2 separate regions of the Homo sapiens genome follow, and region 1 is linked to region 2. The links are chromatin loops, found by intact Hi-C in ENCODE. Cell type or tissue: chondrocyte. All regions are shown on one strand. Links, peaks and the distances in the headings refer to the core of each region. The heading gives the core; the rest is flanking DNA.

Region 1 (9,753 bases), core at 724-8,723, 270 kb after region 2:
AAGTTTTAAAATATATACATATATGTATGAATATTGTTTTAATTTAGGGCATATTTTAATTAGAACTAGTCAGAGATTAAACTAGTTTTGATAAGGTTTGTGTAATCCTGTCACCTCGTGGTAAAGGTTGGAATTGCAGGCATAGAGTTTAAAGAGGAAATCACCCGTGTTTAAGAGCTTTTGGATCCCAACTGGTCCAGGGACGGAAGACATCATAGAATCAACAGCATAGGGATAATTCCTAACTCAGAACATTGTGGATCAAAAGTTGAGCCTTCAGAGGAGCCCTAGGCACGGCACTCTTGCATTTTGGGGTAGTAATCAGTATTTATGTGGATAAAGTGATTTGCCCATCTCAGAAATAGGAGGCTTGGCTGTGTTCAACAAATCTGGTGGGTGTCATACCCTGGCCTGGGCACTGGGGTGGCACAAAGATGGATCAGGCCCAGTCACAGTCTTTAGAGAACCATATGGGAATGGGAGTTTGCCCTGGGATAGAGAGGAATGAATAATTAGAAGCTCAATGTCATCTTCCCGGAGGTATCTTGTTTATCATGAGCGCTTTTTCCTCTCTAAACTGTGGCATCTGACTAAGATGAAACCACCTGTCACTCATGCAGGGCTTAATCTTGCCTGAACTTTGACTTACACAGAAAACATTAGACTTTCTCATCATCTCCTATTTACAATGTCACAATGTTTGCTTTTCCTCTTCTTTGGTAGTTTGATTGTCTTAACTCTTAACATTAAGCTTTAGTGACTTTCTGGTTTGTTTTACACATTCAGAAAGCTATTTAAACATTTCTTCGATATCATTTAATGTACTTACAAGAGAATAAAACAAGGATGTGATGAGAGTGTTGGCTGGGTGAATGGACAGGTATAATTTGGATTAAATAATCAGAAGGTTCTTGAGGAAAGTAACATTGAAGTGAGATTTAAATGATGAAAAAGCTGCAGAGATCTTGGGGGAGATCCCGGCAGAGGAAAAAGCAAGTGCACAGGTCATGAAGTTGGAGCAAGCTTTGTGTGTTCAGGTACACTCAAGGTCAGTGTGGCAGGAGTGAGTGAGCAGGTGACAGGAAACGATAGGAAGTGAAGCCAAAGAAGCTCCCAGAGCTGCACCAAGTAGAACCAAGACAGAGGCGAGGGCTGGGGGATGGAACTTGACTCTGTGTTTATAGAAATCACTTGTCCCGGCCGGGCGCGGTGGCTCACGCCTGTAATCCCAGCACTTTTGGAGGCCAAGGCGGATGGATCACTTGAGGTCAGGAGTTCAAGATCAGCCTGGCCAATACGGTGAAACCCTGTCTCTACCAAAAAAAATAAAAATAAAAATACAAAAACTAGCCAGGTGTGGTGGTACATGCCTGTAGTCCCAGCTACTTGGGAGGCTGAGGCAGGAGAATCACTTGAACCCAGGAGGCAGAGGTTGCAGTGAGCCAAGATTACGCCACTGCACTCCAACCTGGGTGACAGAGCAGAGCGAGACCATGTCTCAAAAAAAAAAGAAAAAAGAAAAATCACTTGTCCCCAGAGATAGACTGCCAAGGGGTTGGAGATCCCCCACTCATGGTGCTTCCTTTGGGAACAGAGAAGAAAAGACTGTCACCCTTCATCTCCCAAAGCCCTTCCAATGTGCCAGGGAAGCAGGTGCAAGTATTGAGTGCTTGCTGGGTGCGCACTCATGCATGCCGTCTCACCATGGGAGGCTAGTGGTTTCAACCCTACCTGACAGATGAGAAATCTGAGCTCAGAGGGTGACAGGACTTAGCTGAGACACACGGCCTGCTTGCATGCCAAAGCCTGGATTAGCACCCAGGCTATGTGACCCTACTCCCTCACACCAACCAGCCAGCCTCTCAAGCTGTCTACAGTAGCAGGGCCGGGGCCAGGATGGGCTGCTTATTGGCAGGAGAGTGCTTCTCAGACCACCCCCAGAAACACATACTTGGAGAGGATGTTTGGTTTCTCCTGCTCATACCTGTCTGTATCCAGCCCTGCTGCTCCCTTCCCAACTATTGTATTCCACCCCTGGTATCAAAGTGTTAGGATGCTTTCCTGCTTTACGAAAAAAGAAAAACAAAAACTAAGTCTAACTTAAACTTAAAAGTCCATTTCTTCATTTCACCTCCTCTCCTATTCCTCATTCATACCTCCGTGTCATAGCCGTTATTAGAAATTAGGAAGAATTTCTAAATCTTCCCCTGGTAATGAAATGTCCAGTTCTGTATCACTGTGCAGGGTGTCCCTGCAGAGGAGCAGCTGAACGGAGCAGGGCATGCTCAGCCTGGGCAATATGGCAAAACCCCATCTTTTTTTTTTTTTTTTGGAGACAGTGTCTTGCTCTGTCGCCCAGGCTGGAGTGCAGTGGCATGATCTCGGCTCACTGTAACCTTCGCCTCCTGGGTTCAAGTGATTCTCGTGCCTCAGCCTCCCAAGTAGCTAGGATTACAGGTACGCACCACCACGCCTGGCTGATTTTTTTGTGTTTTTAATAGACACAGGGTTTTGCCATGTTGCACAGGCTGGTCTCAAACTCCTGAGCTCAGGCAATCTGACCACCTCGGCCTCCCAAAGTGCTAGGATTACAGGCATGAGCTGCCAATCCTGGCCGAATCCCCGTCTGTTTTAAAAAATAAAATTTTAAATCAATCAATTAATTATTAAAAAGTAGAAAAGGCCTCCTTGGCTACAGGGCAGAAACTGGAGGAAGGGGTGCGGGTAGGAGGCGGTTGCACTAATTTGCTGGTGAAGCCTGAATGACTAACAGAAACGAGGGCTGGCAGGCGTCACAGGTCAGCTCTGAGCACACCCAAAACCACACGCACGGCACCTCCTGGGCCCCGGAGCGCCGTGCCCAAGCCCCTCTGGAGTCGAGGGAGCGGTGACTGCACTTCATCTCCGGCCTCAGTCCTGGGAGCAGCGACAGCCGGGGCCCCAGGGGACTGCGAGAGCTCTGGGCTGAAATGTGGTCTGTGAGACGGGGCCTCGGCCTGGGACCAATTTTGAAATGAAGGACTCGGATGGACGGTTTGGAATTAATCAAGTGAACAAGAAAGGCCCATGGAGCACCGCACGTTCACACGCTCTCTTGCACTCTTGTAGTTCAAAAACAGCTTTGATTATAAAAATGTAATCAGTTAAACGATTTATCTGAAATATCCCAAATTCATCTGTTTTTAGATTTCAACATCCTCCATCTCATTTCCGTCTGACCCCTACAGTGCCACCCCACAATCCCCAGATTCTAGTGAAGCTGAGACCGGATGAAAGCCGACTCCGGAGTCCCTGATAATGGCACGCAGACTGGAACCTCAGGGAGATGCAACCAGGGCCACCATGCTGGCCGTTCTCCCCAGGGCCCTAAGTCTCTTGAGTCCAGCCTCTTGTCTTGGTCCAGCACTGTGTCCCCAGTGTCCCCGTGAGTGTCCCATGTGGGGCAGCCCATTCACAGGAGGCGGCCACCCCAGGTCAGTGGGGCCCGAGCTGCTGCTCCGCCCTCGGCTCCCAGATGCCTCCTGTATCTGCTGCAGTTTTTTGCATCCTCCTGGCAGCAGCCCAGGTACCTCCTGTCCACACCTAGCTCTGGGAGGAGACTTAGCAGGGACAGCAGTGTAGGGGGCCCAGCAGAGGGGGTTGGTCCTGCGCTTTGCTGTTTTGCCTGTGATATGTTTGCAGCGTGGTCACTGGCTGGAACCGCCTCCCACTTCCCCAGGCAACAGACCAGCCCCACAGCATCCTCGCCCCATCACATGGAAGAACATGTTCACAGACCTGCACAAAGTCACCGAGCCAAGCCCAGGTCTTCGAAGCAAATAGACTAAAGAGAAAGCAGTGATTTTGGTATGAAGCTGCCCCCGACCAGGACCCAGGGCTGGCACGATGTCCAGCCCATGCAGTGGAGACAGAATGGGCCCAGGGGTCTATAGTCCATGTGGCCTCAGGCACGTCCCTGGCCCCGCCAAGCCTCGGCCCCTTCAGCTATTGGGGGAACCAAGGAGATGACGCAGGAGAGCTTCAGAGTTGGGCACACGGACTGGGTTCAGGGACCGTTCCCACTGCTCTGTCCATTACCAATGCCAGCCAGGGAAGCCTGTGAGGCTGAAGGCGCCCCTTTTGGGCCTGCATCCTCAATGGCCAGCGTCCTGGCTGATCGCCCAGGCTGTGGCCCGAGGGCGGGAGTCCAGCGCAAGAGTCCGCCAGGGCTGGAGGCAGCCTTCGGCAGGTCAAGCGCGCCCTCTAGTGTTCCCTGGCCGGGCACGAGAGCCAGCAGGATGGACGTTCATTCAGAGAATCGTTCCCTTCACCGTTGTTGATCCATTCAGCGGGTATTTACTGTGTTCTCGTTATGTACGAGGCGCTTCGGCATTTGGGATACGGTAGCAGGAAACACATCCAGGGGTCCCTCCCCACTTGGAGCCTGTGGTTGAGTGGCAGACAGAACAAAAAACTCCCACAAATTCCAGCTTCACTATGCCTCGTGGCCAGGGCTAGGAGGCGGGGCTCCCGTTACCCAGACCTGGCCTGGTGGGGGTCAGGGGCACCGCCTTGAGGAAGGGAGGTGTGAGTCGAAGTCAGAAGGTGAAGAGGATGCTGATAAGTGGGGAGTTTCAGGGGGAACATCCAGAGAGGGTGCACCCAAGATGGGCCGGGATGGTAAGGGCGTAGGGGGAGGTGAGAAGCCTGTGTCCCTGGAGCACCCAGCCTTGAGGAATTGGCCATCTCTTGTCCACTCTGGAGTTCCACCCCGGGTGGCTGGACAAAGGGGCCCACAGCCCCACCCACCCAAGCTGAGAGCCCTCCCTGGGCTGGAACCTGAGGCCTCGTCTTCCCAGCCACGTGGAGGTTCTGGGCACAATTGAACCAGGCGCTGCAAGGTGGAGGGTCTAGCCTGAGAAGGACCAGGCTTAAACAAAATCTTTGCAAACCCCTCAGTCTGCCCGGGGAGCAGTGAGTTCCACATCACCAGGGGTGTGCGAGCCAAGGCTGCACATCCTCCGGTCAGGAAGGGCATCTGTGGTGGGCACTGGAGCCATGTGGCTGGTCACTGTGGGAGGAGAGGTGGCAGGAAGACAGAGCAGTGAGTCCATAAGTGAGAAACTGGCGGGGGCGGGAGCTGAAGAAGGCTCCTCAGAAGAGGTGACACGTGAGTCTGGAAGGAGGCGCTCAGGAGGAAGAGGTTGTCCTTGAATGCCAGGCCAGGGGTACAGCTTTGCCCTGAGGGCAGTGGGTGAGGGTGTGCCAGGTGCTACAGCAGCCAGAGGAGGGGCAGTCAGCAGGCAGGGCACAGGGCTCGAGCAAAGCTTTGGGCTGGTGTCCTGGCCTCTCCGAGCTCCAGATCTTCATCTGTGAAATGGGGATGATGAGGCTTCTGCCTGGCCGGTCTGTGGTCAGGGCCAGTGACATCTAGATAGGGAGGGAAGGGCCCACATTGCTTCAGCTCCACTCTGTTCCCTGGCTTCATTTACCCCAGGGCTGGCCCAGCGCGTCACAGCTGCTCTCATTAACCCACCCTTCCCCTGCTGCCTGCTGTGAGCCCAGATCCAGGGAGCCATTCCATCCGCAACACACTCAGTTTGCAGAGGAGGAAACGCGCTCCAGGGAAATTCAGCAGCTCACTCCCAGGTCTACGGGGCAGGACCTCATCATCAGGATGTACCCTGCTCCTTCACTGTGCAGGAAGGATGGGTATGTGGGGCAGGAGGTAGGGGGCCTGGCGGAGGCTGGCCCAGGAGGGTGGGAGGACTGGAGAGATGGACCTGAGCTAGAATTGCAGGCTCACGGGCTCACTGACGCTTGCAGCCGCCGGCAAGTGAGAAAATAGATGAGGCTGGTTGGGCGCAGGAGAGCAGAGAAAACGGCAGGGCCTGGGGTGAATCGGGGCACCCGCCCCATCGGGGTGCAGTTCCGCACATGCAGTCATCACTACCACATCTTCCAACATTTCCAGAGAAGCTGGAAATCCAAATTCTATAAAAATCCTTTGCATTTTTAAGGGTTTCAACCAGTTCTTTACCAGTGGGTGACAATTGTCTGTGGAAACCAAGGAGGGCCCACCCCACAGCCTAGGGGGCAGCTCTCAGGGAGGCTGGGAAACCAACCATGCCCCAAGGGTGGGGCAGGAGGGCAGAGCTTGGCCTGGGCATGGTCCAGGGGCCACAGGGCGAGGCAGAGTGACTGCAGCTTCAGTGTGTGCTGCGAGCTGTCCTGGTCACGCTGTCTCCCTCTAGACTGCCTCGTGGAGTTTGGCCACGCTGTGGCGGTCACCCTTCTGTGAAGGTCACACTTCCCGTCAGCTGCTGCTCCCTACTCTGGATTTCCACCCCATCCACGGCTGGCACCAAAATGAGCTGATGGTGTGTTCCCCCAGACTTCCTTCCACCAGAACAGCCCTCTGTGCCTGAGCTGGTGACCTGGGCAGCTCAGTCAGACACATCCCGGCCCGCCGGTCCCATCCTCCATCCTCCCTCACCCCACGGGGGTCAAGCTCTTTCCTCTCTGCCACCTTAATGAGGAACAGTATTTTCTGATACCTGACAGGGTAATCATGTCTCTCCCCACCAGTCATGGGCAAATGTGTCATTTCAGCAGGTATTTTTGGGATCGGTTCAAAGGCACAGTGCTGTAAACACCACCTCTGCTAGCCATGATGTGTGACATGGACATACATGTAATTACTTCCAGCACACTCAGGCATCACCGAGCAGGTCCTCTCCCCAAAATAGAAGCCAGCCGGTTTCACAGCCTCACAGCATCATAGAGCTGAAAGGGCCCTGGGAGACTTTCTAGGCCAAGGGTTACAAATCAGATGCCCTGCAGAGCTGGCGAGTCACCTCGCCATGGGCAGCAGGCTAGGCGTGAGACCACAGGGAAGGGTGGAGCCTGTGGACCAGGGTCTGCGAGATCTCCCGGCTTTTCAAGAAAAGCCCAAACTCTGGACGTTTATGTAAAAGGTTGCAATTTTTAAATGTGACTAATTCATTTGGTTTGGGGTTCTTTGTTTTTTTGTTTGTTTGAGACAAAGTCTCGCTCTGTCACCCAGGCCGGAGTGTAGTGGTGCCATCATAGCTCACTGCAGCCTCAACCTCCACGGTTTAAGCAATCCTCCTGCCTCAGCCTCCTGAGTAGCGGGAGCTACAGGCATGTGCCACCACACCCAACCTTTTTTTTTTTTTTTTTTAGAGATGAGGTCTCACTATGTTGCCCAGGCTGGTCTTAAACTCCTGAGCCAGGGTAATCCTCCTACATTGACCTTCCAAAGTGCTGGGATTACGGGCATGAGCCGTTATGCCCAGTCTGGGTTCTTTTAACTGCACGGATCAAATAAAACCTGGCTCCCAGAAAGACATTGCCCAATTCCAGCCCCTCACACTACAGATGAGCAGCACAGAGGGCAGCAGCCCAAGCAAGGCCAAGGAGCACATGAGGGGCAAGTCTCTGACCTTGGTGCAAGCGCTTGGGACCCCACCCAGCTGAAGCTCCTACAGTTTGCTGAGTTGAGGTGCATAGGTCACTACAGAGCCCACTCTACAAAATGCCCTAGGTCCCAGGAAGAAGTGCTCCAGGAGGAACATTGTGCCACCCTCAAGGCACCAGCAACAGCTGGGCTGAACCTAACTTTGAGGGTCTTTTCTTCCTTTCCCTAGCACAAAGAATTTGAGTTTGGGAAATTGCTAAGCCCCGGACAGTCTTGCTGCAGCCCATGTGTGTACAAAGAGCCTAGGCTGAGAAATCAGAACCGTATGGTGCTGACCCGCCCTGAAGGGGGCTGCCCACCCACCCCTTATCCACCAGCCGGCTCTAATGAGAGCTGGGAGGAGGCTCAGGGAACCTTCACACAGGAATGTGCACTTCCCAGGCTGGGACCTCAGGCCCCACCAGCCTTGTAATTTGATGAATTGTCAACATCTGGGGTGTAATTACTAGGTCCTGGCCTGATAATCCTGGTAAGCCCTTCTTCCAGGGGCCTTGTCCTAGTGCATTTTGAGGGCTCCGTTCCCTCACAGGAACCGTCAGCATTAATTACAGCCAGAAAGCAAGACAGGCCCCCAGCTCTGGCCGATTTGAGCGTTTACTCCTGTCTGCTTCTAAACGCGGCCAGTTTATTTGTTTGGTTCAGTTCAGCAGATGCTGGAGCCGATCTTGGGGAGTGCTGGGCCGCAGTCAGGAGGACAGGGCCAGCCCTGGACCTTTCCCTAACATAGAGCAAGAAGAGCAGCACAGGCTTTTCCCGGCAGATGAGCATCAAGACACTCCAGGGATGGAGCCACCATACTCCACATCCCGAATGTACTTCACCAGGAAACCTCCCCTCTGTAGCCACACGGTTATAGGACCACCAGTTTCAAATGCCCGCTGCGTTAGTACCAGGCCAATTACACTGAGACAGCAGGGTTTGCTGCAGAGAAAGAGTTTAATGATTGCAGGGCACCCAGCAAGGAGATGGAGGAGACCCTCAAATCCATCCCCCCAAGGAGTTCTGGGCCAGGGTGTTTAAGGGGATCATGGAGGGTGAGGGGCTGGAAAATTGGGGTCATTGATCGGTCAGGACCGGGGGGCTGAAATCAGCAGGATGTGGAGACCGCACTCCGGTGAATCAGCTCCCGTGGGATCCTTCCGACCAGCTGACTTTGTAGTTTCACTGGTGTGCAGGCTCTGAAAGAGTAGGGAAAAGGTAGTTTTTTACGTTCAGATTGGTATCTACGGAGCAGTTAAGGGGAACCATGACCCTGTAAGAGAACCTGCGCGATTCTGAGGCAGCAGGAAAACAGTTCCGAGAAGGGGTCAGGGAGCACGCTGACCTCATGATGATGCTGAGTGTGCCACAAGCTTGGTTTATTTTTGTTCCTCCCCCTCCCTTCTTCCCTAATTAACTTTATAACGTTTATAGGGCTGGTTTCAACACTTGTTAATATGCCTCAAAAGATGGCTCTGTGAACCCGGCTTAGGAAATACGCGACAGGCCGAGGGAGGGAGAGAGCAAAGCCTCAGCTTCACAGGTGGCAGAGCTGGCGGCACCGTCCAGGGTCCTGCTGCCGGCCTCTTGGAAGGCCACACACGGGTCGCTCCCAGCACTGTCCCCCAGGGCCAGGGCAAACCCTAATCCAGTGTCTGCTTGCCCGTGGGGCTTCGCATCTTGCATTGGTCTGGGAAACAAAGGCCACTGACCTGGGACCCAATTTGAACTTGTTGTTTGAGAGGAGAATGGCATGACCTGCATTTCACAAATGAGGAAACTGAGGCTCGGGGACACCCCAGTCCCTGAGCAAAGCAAGGGACTGAGGCAGCACCAGGGCTGGGGGAGGGCTGCCCATCCGGGGTCCCAGGACAGGTGGCCGCCTGGCCTGCTGCTCATGTGCAGCCCAGAGCTTTGTTTGTTTCTCACACATCCGGAAACATCCCGGAGCCCGGCTGATCTCCATGGGGAAAGAGTGATTTAAAGCAGAACCAAGGCTTGTAAACAGCTGTGGGGTTTCTCAGAGGGCAGAAGGCGTTGAAAACCTCTGGTGGATTCAAGGGCTTTGATCAGGCAGGGGAGCGAGCTGGACAGTCATGAGCATCTCCAGGCACAGTGCTGTGGCATCCATAGATGAGGAAGCTGAGGCTCAGAGGAGGGATTTGAACCTGGGCCCTGCAAGGCTGAGCCCTGGCCTTCGCTCTGTGAGCTGGTGGTAAACCTCCCCGAGCTACTTTCCTTCCCACTCCTTCTGTGGGAGATGCTGGGAGAGGAACGGGGCAGCTGATGGCCGG
Region 2 (9,753 bases), core at 529-8,528:
AGCTGCTGCCTTGTTTTGGTCCAGGAAAGAATCTGGCCATGCTGTTGGAATGTCCTGTAATGCACTTGGCCAGTCCCCGCCAAGGACGTTTGGGTCATTTCCGACCCTGTGTTATTCAGACAGGGCTGCGTGTGTGCTGTGATGGAGGGAAGAAGGCCTGCTGTGTAGCCTGTTGTCTGACTTCCTCGTGCTTTGTTCTCCCAGGCACGCTGCAGGCCTGAGGGTATTGACTGAAGGACGGGAGCCCTCAGTCTGTGGGGAGAGGCTGGGCTTTACCGCAGCAAACACAGGTTCCTGCAGGGAGGCTCTGGCCAGGTGGGTCCTGAAGCCTCCCCCTGGGAGCTGCCCTATGGTCCGGCCTCCACCGTCTGTGAACAGTAGTGACTCGGGGGCATCCCAGGGAACTGGTGAGGGCCGGCACCTTGGAGCCTGGGAACCTGGACTTGAGTCTTGACTCCGCCTTGTAAATAACTGCCCTGTGGTCCCACTCCACGTGTCCTGGAGCCAAGGGTCACTGTGGCCCTTGCATTCACTCACTCTTTGGGTTACAAGCATCAGAACATTAATTAGTGTTCTGATCACCCTGCACTAATAAAGCGAAAAAGGAAATTTTTAGTGCAGACAACTAGAAATGGAAAGGTCTGAGGTGCAGCTGGCTTCAGGCCCATCTGGGCTCAGGGCTCGCTCTCCTCTCTCAGCTCTTCTCCGCTTGTCTTCAGACAGCCTCTGCTGGAGTGACCTATGCTTGGGAAGGTGGCCGCCAGTATAGCTCTAGGTGTATATCACATGTGCTCAGCAACCCCAGCAGATACAGCACTGTTCTTTCCCGAAAGTCTCAGAATTGGGGCATGGGGAGTGTTATGGGTTGAACTGTGTCCTCCCATATTCGTATCTTGAAGTCCTAACCCTCAGGGCTTCAGAATGGGACTGTGTTTGGAGATAACAATGTTCCCTTGGAGAGTAGGTGACATGAGGCCTTAGGGTGGGCCCTCATGACCGCTGTCCCTGTAATAAAAGGAGATTTGGACACGTAGACCCATGCAGAGGGCAGGCCATGTGAAGACACGTGGAGAAGACACTTTTGCTGAGCCATGAGCTCAGAAGGAAATCAGCCTGACGGCACCTTATCACATTTCTGCTGTTTTAAGCCGCACAGTCTGTGGTACCTTTTTATGTCCACACCCAGACACTAACCCAGGGAGTTATTGTTTAAGGGGCACCTCGTTTCTGTTTGGAAAGATGAAAAGTCCTGGAAGTGGATAGAGGGGATGGTTGTTGTGTTTAATCTTGGAACTTCGTGCTTTAAAATGCTCAGGTTTATGTTATATGTATTTTACCATGATTTTTTTTTTTACGTCCCAGAATGGATCCCAGTTTGCCTGGCTTGGGGCAGGTGCCTCTCCTTGAAAAATTGCACTGACTTGGAGCATGGGACACGTTGATGGGCCAGGTCATTGGTGGATCATGTGACCATTCTTGGAACCAGGGGAGACAAAGTGGGGGAGGGTTGGCAATACCAGAAGCATGTGGTGTCGGGGAGGGTGGTTCCTTCATGAAAAATTAGGATCTTTTCCCAGAAGAGAGAACGAATATAGCTGGGCACAAGCAGTAGGTGACCAGACTCTTCCGGTGACGGCTGGCCCAGTCACCGCCAGGTGGTTTGCAAAGGTGTAACCAAAGGGTTGGCTCCACTTAAAGCACACCAGGAGGGCTGGGCGTGGTGGCACACATCTGTAATTCCAGCACTTTGGGAGGCCGAAGTGGGCAGATCACCTCAGGTCAGGAGTTCGAGAGCAGCCTGGCCAACATGGCGAAACCCCGTCTCTACTAAAAATGCAAAAATTAGCTGGGCATAGTGGCACACGCCTGTAATCCCAGTTACTTAGGAGGCTGAGGCAGGAGGATTGCTTGAACTCAGGAGGCAGAGGTTGCAGTGAGCCAAGATTGAGCCATTGCACCCCAGCCTGGGTGACAGAGCGAGACTCCATCTCAAAGAAAAAAAAAAAGAAGAAAGGAAAAAATAAAACACACCAAGAGGCAGCGTGGCCCAGGGGAAAGTGTGTTGACTTCCCATCTAGGCTGCGTGGCCCGATTCTCTGTTGCTCACCGGCTCCGTGACCTCACACTTATCCTCCTTGTGCCTCGGTTTTCCACCTGTGAAGTGAAGTGGGGTTTCTGAGAGTAGCTGTGTCATGGGATGGTTTTGAGGATCAAATGGGTTCACATGTGCAGACAGCTTAGAACGAGGCCTGGCACTGCGTCCTCAGAGCTTGTCTGTTGTTAGGTCCGTCGCCATCAGTCGGGAGCTGCCAGAGAGGAAGGGAGAAGAGACACAGAGTAGGAGGCCACTGGGAATCTTCAGGAGGGGAAGAGCGAGGGCTTGGCAGACTTTACTGGCACGTTCTTCTAGGACGTGGGTATGAAGATGCTGGCGATGCTGGAGTGAGAGAAACAGAAAAGGAAAGTGTGTGGCCGTGAACCCTCATCAGCCACCCACGTGCCCAGAAGGCCTCGAGCAGAGCTGGGCTTCTGCCCGTCACGCTGTTTGCACTTGTTACTAACCAGGCTCAAACTGCCTGGACATTGTCAGGAACATTCCAGAATGGTATCATCCTTTTCGTTTTCTTTTTGTGTCTTTTTGGATCCTTGCAGAATATTGCAGAGACATTGTGCTTGGTTTCCAAGGATGGGCACTGTACTTGCAATGTCGGGTGATTTTCCAGAAATGAATAATAATCCAGAGTTTAATGCAAGTCAGAAATCCTCTGCTCCATCAAAACATTTGGCAGTTTGCGTAGAGGAGTGAAACTCCACTTAGGACCGTAGAAAGCACAATGTGGAAGTTATACAGAACCTGATACATTTCGTTGATAGTTTATGGAAAATGTCACAGAGCGGAACAGAAGTGGTAAAAGTTGCTCATATTCAGCCTGTTTACTGCCTTACTGCCTTTGTTGGCTGGAAAAGAGCCTAGCGAAGGGCACACGCTGTCTTGGGACTTTTTTTTTTTTTTTTTTTAAGATAGGATCTCACTCTGTCGGCCAGGCAGAAGTGCAGTGGTGCAGTCACGGTTCACTGCAACCTTGAACTCCTGAGCTCAAGTGATCCTCCTGCCTCAGCCGGGATAATAGCTGGGACCACAGGCGTGTGCCACCATGGCTAATTAAAAAAAATTTTCCTGGCCAGGCGCAGTGGCTCACGCCTGTAATCCCAGCACTTTGGGAGGCCAAGGCGGGGGGATCACAAGGTCAGAAGATCAAGACCATCCTGGCCAACATGGTGAAATCCTCTACTAAAAATACAAAAATTAGCCAGGTGTGGTGGCACGCGCCTGTAGTCCCAGCTACTCAGGAGACTGAGGCAGGAGAATCACTTGAACCCGGGAGGTAGAGGTTGCAGTGAGCCAAGATCGCACCACTGCACCCCAGCCTGGCGACAGAGTGAGACTCTGTCTGAAAAAAATTTTTTTTTTTTTTTTTTTAATTTTTTTTGGTGAGTTAGGAGCTCACTTTTTTGCCCAGGCAGGTCTCGAACTCCTGCTTTCAAAAGATCCCCTCCCAAAGTGCTGGGATTACAGGGGTGAGCCACCTTGCCCAGCCTCTCATAGGATTTCAATGCAAGAAATTGTTACCCTTTTTGGGATTATTTTTTATAGAATTTTTTAAAATGATACACGTATATATTTATAAGCATTAAATCTCAGTCGACTTGAGTTTATGGCAAAATTGAGTGGCCTATAAGGCAGCTACCTTGGTATGTCAGACTCTGCCAAGTGAAAGGAGGTCATTTGTGTGTCTGATTTTTTGGGGGGCACGAGAATACTCTGGAGGCTGGTTGCCATTCCCTCGCTTCACTATGCATAGGTATTTGTTCATTCATTCATTCATTCATTCGTCTCTCCTACCCTATTTTGTGCTGGTCCTGGGGGAGCTATTGACTAAGATTCTTAGAGGCAATTGCAGACCCAGTTGTTAGAGGAAGGCAGGAGAGGTACAAGACCCATAACAGATGCGGAGAATAGGATGAGCCCTGAGGAAACACCAGTCCTACAGAAATTACAAGGAGAGATCACTTCGGGTCAGGAGGATCTGGGTTGGAGGAGGGTCCTTCCTGGGGAAGATGATAATTGGGCAAGGTTTTGAAGACTGGTTGTCAGGTTAGCCACCTGGGATGGGGGATGCATTCTGAGAGACTGACATCCTGAGTGGAGGCAGAGGGGAGCTCCGAGCACCGGTGGGAACTCTTGTTTGCTTGGAAGGTGGCAGTGGGAGGGGAGGGTGAGTCCAGGGTCTGGAGAGATTGAGGCTTTATTCCATGGGACACAGTTGATGGTGTCTGAGTGGAATTTAGCTTTAAGACGAGGGCTCTGGAAACAGCATGAAGGACAGACTAGATCATACTTGGTTCCAACAGAGGGGCCCCTGAGGGGGTGCTCAGGGCAGGAGACAGCTTGCCTGGTTCACTGCAGCATCCCCTAAATCCAGCACGGTGCCAGGCACGGGGAGGAGGGTTGATAACGCCCTGTCGAATGGCCATGAGAATTGATAGCCGGGAACAGCTGTGAGAGGCACTGGGTCATGTGGTGGACAGAACTCACAAACTGGGTGGGTGGGCACAGGAGAAGACAGAGAAGCCTGAAGCAGCATGCCTTTGGGGAGGGGAAGCTGCGCAGAAACAGGAAATCCCCAAAGAGGGATCAATTTGGAAGAGAAGATGGTAAGCATGGTTTTGGGCAGTGGACCTTAAGAACCAATTTGTAAGACCCACTGATGAAAGGAAAAAAATAATTAGAAGTCTTCTCTTAAAGCATAGTTTAACCACCTGAGTCTATCAATTATAAAATGTGTCATGTCCTATAAATAAAGATCTTGAAGTTTCTGTGCTGACCATTGGAATCTGGAGATGTTCTTGTGACCACTAGATGGAGCCCATTATACTCATTAAATTCTATAGAAATTGAACAGGAATGTAAAAGAAAAATAATTTATATATATTTAAATATATAAATATAAAATATATTAATATAATATATAACATATAATATATTAATATATATTTTAAAATTACTAGAAAGCACACAAAAGTTCAAACCAAGAGCAGTGACACACAAAGTTAACCACCTGCTCTGGTGTTTCTCTCCAAAAATGGAAGACCCTCAGAATTTTCCAGATGGTTCCAGAATCAAGCGGTTTGCTGTTGGTTTGGGGAGATGATGAAGATTCTGTGAAAGGTAGACTATCTGTTAGAAAACAGATTTCTAGAACATTTGCCACTGACCCAGTACTTACAGAGCACCATCAGGTTTAATTGTAGTGGAGAATCCCTGAAACTCTGGGAAGACAAGACCAGAGCTGTCTTGACCCCAGCTTGGCCAACTCCGTGCCAACTATTGAGTGACAGGTGCAGCCTTTTACTCTGTGGGGTGTCATTATCACACGCCCCCCTATGCCAGGAGCTCACCCACATGCTGTAGCGGCCTTTCCTGGGGGACAGGTTCAGTGCAGTAATACTATCTGGCTTCTTACCTGACTTCTTATGCCGGGGTATATTCCACATGGATTGAAGATCTAAATGTAAAAAATACAACCATGGCTGGCTAGACAAAAATACGATACATCACTTTTTAAAATTACGCAGTAGAAACAGATTTTATAAGCCTGGCACTGAAGTCAGAAACCATAAAGCCGTGCTTCTCAACTGGGACTGTTTTGCCCCCAGGAGGTCACATGGCAGTATTTGGAGACATTTGTAGTTGATCATACTTTGTGGGTGCTACTGGCATATGGACTAGGTAGAGGCAGGGGTGCTGTTGAGTGTCCTACAAAGCCCAGGACAGCCACCACCACAAAGAACTATCCGGTCCCAAATGTTAGTAGTGCCCAGGTTGAAAAACCTTGCCATAGAAGAAAACATTTCCTTGAACATTTTAAGCTTAAAAGGTTAAATTTTCTGTATAGACAGAAAAATCTTCTTTAGTTTACATATTTGGGCAAAAACTAAGTGAAGTTATGTGAACTCAGATCAGCTCTCACAGATAAAACAACTTGCTAGGTTTCCTAGTTTCCTGGGAGTAGAGCACTTCAGATTCCAGAAATGATATATTTGCACATTATGGTAATTTGCTAGAAGCAAGAATGGAGTCTCATGGAGGTATCTGATCATTCTTTTGCCCAACCAGATCCTTTCTTTACTTAATATTAAAAAATAATTTTAATTTTCATTACAGAATGTTTCAAATATATAAAAAAGTACAGAGAAGAATATAATACTGATGTCCGTTTCATCTAGATTTAATGAATAACATCATTTTCTCATGTTTGTTATTTTGTTGTTAAAGAAATTGTTTTTGTTTTTGTTTTTGTTTTGTTTTTTGAGACAGGATTCTGCTCTTGTTGTCCAGGCTGGAGTGCAATGGTGCAATCTCGGCTCACTGCAACCTCTGCCTCCCGGATTCAAGCGATTCTCCTGCCTCAGCTTCTCACGTAGCTGGGATTACAGGAGCACACCACCACGCCTGGCTAATTTTTTGTATTTAGTAGAGACAGGGTTTCACCATATTTGTCAGGCTGGTCTCAAACTCCTGACCTCAGGTGATCTGCCCACCTCAGCCTCCCAAAGTGATGGGATTACAGGCATGAGCCATCGTGCCTGGCCAAGAAATGAAATGTTTTAGACAGAGCCAAGGTACCAGTTCCTCTCCCATTCCCCTATTCTCTGCCAGGCAACAAATGTCTTGAGTTGGTAGCTATACTTTTTCTGCATGTTTTCTGTATATTATATTTTATTAAATATGTGTACCATGGCAATATATTTTATTGTCCTACTACTTGTTATTTGTGTGTCTTTTCATCTGTTTTATCCCTTCATTTTTTTTTTCAAGAAGTATTTGTATGGGTCCGGGCATGGTGGCTCATGCCTGTAATCCCAGCACTTTGGGAGGCCGAGGCGGGTGGATAACCTGAGGTCAGGAGTTCGAGACCAGCCTGACCAACATGGTGAAACCCCGTCTCTACTAAAAATACAAAAATTAGCCGGGTGTGGTGGCATGCGCCTGTTATCCCAGCTCCTCGGGGCTGAGGCAGGAGAATTGCTTGAACCTGGGAAGCGGAGGTTGCAGTGAGCCGAGATCGTGCCATTGCACTCCAGCCTGGGCAACAGAGCGAGACTCCATCTCAAAAAAAAAGAAGTATTTGTATGGATGCTTGCAGGTCTAGTCATTTCCTGTGACTGTCGTTTCTACAATGGAGCACTGCAGCATGCCATCGCAGTGTATGAACATACTACTATTCATCTCGTCTGCTGCTGATAGACATTTATTTTTATTTAAGTTTTTGTTGTTTTTGCTATTAAAAAGCCTTGATGGACATTTTTAAAAATTCTGTATAGAAAGCAAATGCCACCTTAAGTTTGAAAATAAGTGACAAAATGAAAAAACAATTTCAACACATACAACAAATACATAGTTAATATGCATGAGATATAAAGTGCTCTTATACAAGAATAAGGACAAGCCAGAGGCTCTAGTAAAGAATGGGCAAAGATGGGAAACAGAGGTTGCAGGGAGCCGAGATTGCGCCACTGCACTCCAGCTTGGTGACAGAATGAGACTCTGTCTCAAAAAAAAAAAAAAAAAAGAATAGGCAAAGGATGTGGATAGGGATCCCCACAGGACATTGGCAGGACGTGGAGGTGGACTGAGTGAGGGGGAGCAAGGGAGAGGGAAGATCGGGTGACTCCCGGTTTTTGGATGATGCCCAGATTTTTGAGTTGGGAACTCACTGGTGCCACTTGCCAGGATGAGAGCAGGACCAGGATGGGGACGATTAAGAGTTTGTTGAGATCTGTTAATTTTGGCATGACTGTGGGACATATGAGAGGAGATATGCAATCAGCCCTTGGATTAAATGGCCCAAAAAAGGTGGAGGCAGCAGTGCAGGGCCCGGCCGGAGTGGGCATTTGTCACAGTGATTCTGACTACATCTGTACACACGGTGCCGGGAGTGATGCTGCTATGCTGGCTGCCTTCCTTAGCCCAGAGTCCAGCAGGCCTCTTTGTTCTTTACAGAGTTTGCCAAGGTTCCCCAGAGAAACAGAACCAATAGGGTGTGTGTGTGGGGGTGAGGGGGGGTATGTGTGTGTGGGTGTGGGGGTGGGTGTGTTTGTGGGTGGGTGTGTGTGGGTGGGTATGGGGGTGTGTGGGGGGTGGGTGTGGGTATGTGGGTGTAGGTGTGTGGGTGTGTGTGGGGGGTGGGTGTGGGTGTAAGTGTGCGTGTGGGATGTGTGTATGGGTGGGTGTGGGGTGTGGGTGTGTATGGGGGTGTGGGTGTGGGTGTGTGTAGGTGGGTGGGTGTGGGGGTGTGTAGGTGGGTGGGTGTGGGGGTGTGTGTCAGTGTGTGTGGGGGGTGTGTGGGGGGTGGGTATGTGGGTATAGGTGTGGGTGTGGGGGTGTGTGGGGTGGGTGTGTGGGTGTGGGGGGTGTGTATGGGTGTGTGTGTGGGTGTGTGGGGGGTGGGTGTGTGGGGGGTGTGTATGGGGGGTGTGTGTGTGTGGGGGGGTGTGGGTGGGTGTGTGTGGGGGGTGTGTGTGTGGGTGGTTGTGGGGGTGTGGGTGTAGGTGTGTGTGGGGGTGTGTATGGGGGTGTGTGGGTGTGTTTGTGGGTGTGAGTGTGTGGGTGTGGGGGTGTGTATGGGGATGTGTGGGTGTGTGTGTGGGTGTGTGGGTGTGTGTGCCCACACGTGCATGCATAAAGAGATTTATTTGAAGGAATTGGCTCACGTGATTATGGGGACTATCAAGTCCAAAATCTGGCCCAGGAGAGCCAATATTCTTACCCATGTTCTTTCCCATGTTCTCGCCACCCGCCTTTTTTCTCACTGCCGGTCATAGAGGTGACTTGGGCCAGGGCTCGGCTCTGCTGAGTTCCGAGTGTGCCCCAGGGGCTGATGATTGAAAGTCATTTGCATTTAGCTCGGTGCTGGCGTGAATCAGATACTGTCGGGGTACTTGCCACTCAGTGTCACGGAAATGTATTCCCTACGGGGAAATAGTTTGGAAATACCTTCCCTGAAAAGCCTTCTCTACCTTTTGCAGCTGACATTTCCTGTTTTACTTCCCAAATTGCCTGAATTGAGCAGAGTTTGGGAGCTCTGTGGACCCAGGCGCTCCCAGAAGGATGCCCCCCAAGCTTGGAAGGCCACTCTGCATGCGAGCGGCTTCCCTCCGGCTTCTCTGCCCTGGAGCCCCTGTGCCTCCTCCGTGTTCCTCCAGGGGCCTCACACAGGCCCCTTGTGCTGCCCCACAGCTCGGGTGCCCCTGGCCTTGCAGAGATGGTGCCCACAATCTCTGCTGTGAGCCTGCCAAGCCCACACCTTTGGCACGGAGTTGCCTCAGGCTGCCTTCTGTCCTTGTGGGGCTGATGGAAGCGGGTGTCACGGACAGAAATAGCTGCCCTTGCTACATGGTACAAATAGGACTGGCTGTGGCAGAAACCTGGACAGTTTTCTGTTTTCCCTTCATCCTTGCATTTGGTTCCCTCATCCCAGTCCCACTCTGCCCTCGTGAACCCTCAGTCCTTTTACCTCATCGTCCAGTAAGTGTTAGTGGCGCGTCACCGCAGCCAGGCCCTGGGACGGCCCCCAGTGTCAGGACGAGGCAGCTCTGGGGGGCAGACGGCCAGCTTTGCAGGGTCTGCACCCTCATCCTGGGAGCAGAGAGGAGGGAGGGGATCCAGGGAGGGTCCTGGGAGAAGAGCTG

What was found. Hi-C counts contacts between places; a loop is a spot of excess contacts. Peaks named below come from ENCODE experiments on the same cell type or tissue, not always from the same donor. Only the 100,000 strongest peaks of a DNase experiment are listed, where the experiment ranks them.
Region 1: a loop joins it to region 2, with 7 times the contacts of the local background. A loop is called at or near these places in 94 of 110 quality-filtered maps.

What each region holds. Positions count from the first base shown.
Region 1 is chr5:178,274,631-178,284,383 of GRCh38, reverse strand. All of the region lies in intron 5 of COL23A1 (collagen type XXIII alpha 1 chain), which reads left to right. Among named protein-coding and RNA genes, the nearest start is that of PHYKPL, 47 kb to the right of the region's middle. In chondrocyte, for the core only: a CTCF peak has its summit at 4,238 (motif pointing left); DNase peaks (open chromatin) are centred at 3,603, 4,203, 5,113, 5,853 and 1 weaker place.
Region 2 is chr5:178,546,435-178,556,187 of GRCh38, reverse strand. All of the region lies in intron 2 of COL23A1 (collagen type XXIII alpha 1 chain), which reads left to right. Among named protein-coding and RNA genes, the nearest start is that of COL23A1, 39 kb to the left of the region's middle. RefSeq lists an enhancer at 1,597-2,155. In chondrocyte, for the core only: CTCF peaks have their summits at 4,719 and 4,922 (motif pointing right); no DNase peak of the experiment used is centred there.